Linked DNA regions of Homo sapiens: region 1 is linked to region 2. A link is a loop called in an ENCODE intact Hi-C map of the cell type or tissue named here. Cell type or tissue: CD4-positive, alpha-beta T cell. All regions are shown on one strand.

The links. Peaks named below come from ENCODE experiments on the same cell type or tissue, not always from the same donor. Only the 100,000 strongest peaks of a DNase experiment are listed, where the experiment ranks them.
Region 1: a loop joins it to region 2, with 27 times the contacts of the local background. A loop is called at or near these places in 3 of 110 quality-filtered maps.

The regions. Positions count from the first base shown.
Region 1 is chr2:177,762,294-177,764,793 of GRCh38, reverse strand. The region is part of intron 10 of PDE11A (phosphodiesterase 11A); the gene reads left to right. Among named protein-coding and RNA genes, the nearest start is that of PDE11A-AS1, 90 kb to the right of the region's middle. RefSeq lists a silencer at 759-1,053. In CD4-positive, alpha-beta T cell, CTCF peaks have their summits at 747 and 947 (motif pointing right); a DNase peak (open chromatin) is centred at 943.
Region 2 is chr2:177,551,682-177,554,181 of GRCh38, reverse strand. It overlaps IFT70B (intraflagellar transport 70B), which reads left to right and starts at 1,386. Exons shown (of 1, transcript NM_152517.3): 1 at 1,386-2,500. The coding sequence starts at 1,419. RefSeq lists enhancers at 1,120-1,409, 778-1,581, 1,582-2,386. In CD4-positive, alpha-beta T cell, no CTCF peak of the experiment used is centred here; DNase peaks (open chromatin) are centred at 1,151 and 1,421; H3K4me3 peaks cover 1,719 bases; H3K27ac peaks cover 1,285 bases.

The sequences.
Region 1 (2,500 bases), 210 kb before region 2:
CCAGGATCTAAAAAATGGTTTTTAATCCTCATTAACATTTACTGATCTTCCATGAACTTGAAATAAGAAAGTTATATACAGAAAATTTGTGCATATTTTAGTGACTGTTTTTATCTCTGCAGCTCTGTGCTAACAGGAATAATGTATAAAGACCACATTGACAATTACATCTCCTTGAAGATGGCTGGTTTAAAGGCTTTCAATAACCTAAAGATGCCAGCTGTGATAACATAAGAAAATGAGTTTAGTACCCCAATTATATGCTCCTGTAATTTTATGGACTTTCCTTAAATTGCAATGCGGTGGACAGACCAAACAATTCTCACTATATATTGCCAGTTTACCAATTAAAATCAACTCATGGATGTTGTGGTGTTATATTGCCACCTTGTATCATCCCTTCCTTCAATTGAGCACTGCATGGGTTACGGCTGCAATCAGAGATGAACTCATTTACAGCACTGTAACTGCCTCAGTAATTAAGCACCAGTAACTCAGGTTGGGGTTTGGGTTTGGACTACCTCATACATATTTCAAGTTTTCAATGTTAATGACTAGGCCACAAATTAATATCCTAGTAAATAAAATAAAATAAAATAAAGTACCAAGAATAGGTACTCCTTGTGGCATTTATATACTGAAATAAGAATGACTGCATCAAAAATAGGATCTTATGACCTCCTTTGCAGACTGAGCAATAGGATGTGATTTACTAGGCTTAAAAAAAATTAGATTTGATAAGACACTTTAATCCATGAAATAGTGTATAATAAGAAGCTTCAGCCCTCAAGACTGCCTTTACAGCTATGCCAGGAGATGTGTCTGCCTTATGCCCTGCACTAGGGCCCCTTGCACAGCAGGCGGGTGCAGGGCTGCCCCCCTTCTCTTGGCTGGCCAAGTGCATGGAGTGCCTTTTAGTAGTTGATCCACCAGGTGGCGCTCCTTTCTCCAATTGCCACAAAGGCACTACACGCGCTAGCCACCGCCCTGTGCAATCAATTTCCGAAGCCCTGGAAGAGCCCAATTCTTGCAGCAGCCCCTTGCAGAGGCGGAGTGCACTATGCAGACAGAGGGTAACACCATGGCATTTACCCAAACTCAGGCGACACAGAGAACGCCGAAGAGGAAGAGGGGTAGACCTGAGTCCCATGGACAGCAGCGGGGTGGCAGAGGCCGGGAGCTTACTACCCACCCCATCGGTAGGGGCACCTCCAGCTCCTCCCCCTCAGGGCAGATGACCCATAGAGGCTCCTCCACAGCCGGGGATAAAGCAGGACTTCTGGGTACCAGAAAGAGGGCAGGAGCTTTGTCTTGTTTATCTACAGTCTCAGTTCTCATGGCCTTCCTGAAATGCTACCTTCTGAAATCCCAACAGTGGCTTTCCAGTGCATCTCGGGTCATTTCTAAGGTTGTTTAAAAGATTACCTCGAAGCTATATAGAAGGAATTCGTTACCTAGCCTATGCTGTCTCCTCTTCTGTGCCCGCCTTTGGAATTTAGGAAGTTGTTTTGACTTTAAATAGTATTTATGTCAAGTTTAATATCCGAGTTTTTTTTTTATCGTCAGAGAAAGTTATTGAACCTTCACCAGGAAATTGACTGCAGAGGAAACAGCTGCATCAGCACCCTAAAGGGCATCTCCTGCTCACAAGCAGCAGCCGAGCCGGGCGGCTTGCACTGCTCAGGACGCATCCATAAATATGCGGAGTGCTTCGCGTTCAAATGTCCGGCTGTCTGTATGAATTGTGTCTTAATCAAATGCCACATCAGAAAAAGGATGGTTGTACTTTGTCACTCTTGAGTATTGAAGATAGTGGCGGAGGGCGGGGGAGTGGGTGCTGAGCATGAGGGGAACCAGATCTGCAAGCCCAGGCTCGTCTTCCCTCCTGCTGAGCTAAGCGGCTAGGTATTGAGGGCCCTTCAAGGACCCGCCTGACCAAAATACATCCTGTGGTGACCCTGACCTCCCCTCACATCAACTTCAGCAGCCACTATTTGTCACTTCTTTCTATTTGAAAACAAAGCGAGGACACTCTCCCCAGAAGATCACTGTGAGCATCTCCTTTCCCTGGGAGGAAGAGCGGGCCTGGAGGATTTTCTCCCACCTTCTCCCTCCCCCATGTTAGCACAGCAGAATTCACTGCATTCCCTAAGTGTCACACGGGAAGGCGCAGGAAGTCTGAACTTGAGGCAGTGAAACAAAGGAGGGCTCATTTTTGTTTCAGAGCGCTAGGAACAAAGCGGCGACAAGTCCTGAAGGTCCAGTGGAGAGCAACAGTGTGGCCCAGTGAGATCCCTGACTCCTGAACTGTGAAGGGAACTGGAGAGGTTAAAGTCATCAGAACCTTCCAGAACACTAGCGCATCTGGGACTGTATCACTTTATCTTCTTTTTAGTTTTCCTCTAATTAGATCCATTGATAACTCTAGCTGTGACGCCAGGAAATGAAGAACACGTAGTCCCTCACTTCAGTGAGAGGGGCTTGGGTTAGCCATCACAAT
Region 2 (2,500 bases):
TCATATTTTGCTATCTTGTCTATGTCCCTAATTCTTGATTGAAAAATTGTATTTATTCTCCCTTAAAGTCTATGGTCTCCAGGTCAGTTTATCTAGGGGTATTTTTTAAATTGGTGATTAAATATAATTTTATGGAATAATTAAGCCCCTAGTTTTTCACAGCCCCATCATGGCCACTAATAAACTGAAAAAAAATTATACAAAAATAGCCCCAGGATAATAACATGGAATCTACAGCATCTATTCCAAATATATAACAAAGAATGAAAGAAAACCCAGAATGATATCTTGTACAGTCTAGCAAACCTGCATAGAAATCTTCAAACTAAGAATCTGGAAAAAAAATTAAAGTGTAGGCAATCTTTTCTTATTTTAACAGAAGAAAATCCATATTTATCAGTTCAATATCCAAAATCCCTAGAAGGCTGAAAAGTACAAACTGAGCATGTGTGTCTCTCACACACCCACACATCACTGGCTGACTAATTTAGTAGTTAAGAGAGAAGAGTAAAAATGCATAGGGAAAGGAGCACATTTTAATGTCTTGGATTTTCCCCTCTTGGAAAAAACTGAAGTCATGCATTTCTCCAACGTTTCTACCTAGTAGTGAAAGTTGGAACTCCAGCGCAATGGGGATGGCCAAGGGTAAACGCCAATATATACTCAGTAATATTTGTTGTTACGGGAAAAAAGAGCGGGAGATACTTGGACCTAAAACCGAAACTCTCCCAGTACCAATCAAGATTCACAGTCCTTTTTCCTCATTAACCTCTGGAAACCACCAAATTAAGGATTCCTGCTCGCCGCTCTATTCCGTTCTTACAAACTGTGCCCTCGGGGTAGTGCAAAAAAGAACGTGCTCTAATTCCAGGGTAATTCCAAGAGATAACTCGCCTTTTGCCATCCCGGTTCTTTTACTGAAACTAAACCAAAAGCCAGCATTATTATCGACCACACCGTGTACCAGGCTCAAAATCGCCAGGAACATGGGGCCGGAAACCTTCCTCCGCCGCGCCAGAGACCACGGTGCCATAACAGACACAGTGAGCGCCCCTCATCTTTAAGAGGCAGGGAAGGAGAGTTACCCTGCACCCCCACGGGCCGCCGGTTCGGTAGGTACAGCCGGGACTACGTCTCCCAGCATGCAGCGCGGCTACGACCCGCGCCGCGGAACCACTGGAACGGTGCATGCCGGGACGAGTAGATTCAGTCTCTGAACGGCCCGGAGTAGTCTTTCCCCTCCTGAATGCCGCCACTCCGCAGTCCAGAGTATTTGAAGATCAAGCTGAAATTGAGAGACTGACGAGAGTGGTCCCTTTTTGTTCCTAACAGATTTCTTGCGACAAGGAAACCGGCAGTCTTCCGCTTCCGGTTGCTCTGTTGCCATAGTAACCGCACCCATAACAGCCGTGGTGGTTATGGCTGGCCTGAGCGGCGCGCAGATCCCCGACGGGGAGTTCACCGCGGTCGTGTACCGCCTCATCCGCAATGCACGCTACGCCGAGGCGGTGCAGCTGCTGGGCGGAGAACTGCAGCGGAGCCCTAGGAGCCGCGCCGGCCTGTCGCTGCTAGGCTACTGCTACTACCGCCTGCAGGAGTTCGCGCTGGCGGCCGAGTGCTATGAGCAGCTGGGCCAGCTGCACCCGGAACTGGAGCAGTACCGCCTGTACCAGGCCCAGGCCCTGTACAAGGCCTGCCTTTATGCGGAGGCCACCCGGGTCGCCTTCCTTCTCCTGGATAACCCCGCCTACCACAGCCGGGTCCTCCGCCTGCAAGCTGCTATCAAGTACAGCGAGGGCGATCTGCCAGGGTCCAGGAGCCTGGTAGAGCAGCTGCCGAGTAGGGAAGGGGGAGAGGAAAGTGGGGGCGAGAATGAGACCGATGGCCAGATCAACCTGGGTTGTTTGCTCTACAAGGAGGGACAGTATGAAGCTGCATGCTCCAAGTTTTTTGCCGCCCTGCAGGCCTCGGGCTACCAGCCTGACCTTTCCTACAACCTGGCTTTGGCCTATTACAGCAGCCGACAGTATGCTTCAGCACTGAAGCATATCGCTGAGATTATTGAGCGTGGCATCCGCCAGCACCCTGAGCTAGGTGTGGGCATGACCACTGAGGGCATTGATGTTCGCAGTGTTGGCAACACCTTAGTCCTCCATCAGACTGCTCTGGTGGAAGCCTTCAACCTTAAGGCAGCTATAGAATACCAACTGAGAAACTATGAGGCAGCTCAAGAAGCCCTCACTGACATGCCACCCAGGGCAGAGGAAGAGTTGGACCCTGTGACCCTACACAACCAGGCACTAATGAACATGGATGCCAGGCCTACAGAAGGGTTTGAAAAGCTACAGTTTTTGCTCCAACAGAATCCCTTTCCTCCAGAGACTTTTGGCAACCTGTTGCTGCTCTACTGTAAATATGAGTATTTTGACCTGGCAGCAGATGTCCTGGCAGAAAATGCCCATTTGATTTATAAGTTCCTCACACCCTATCTCTATGACTT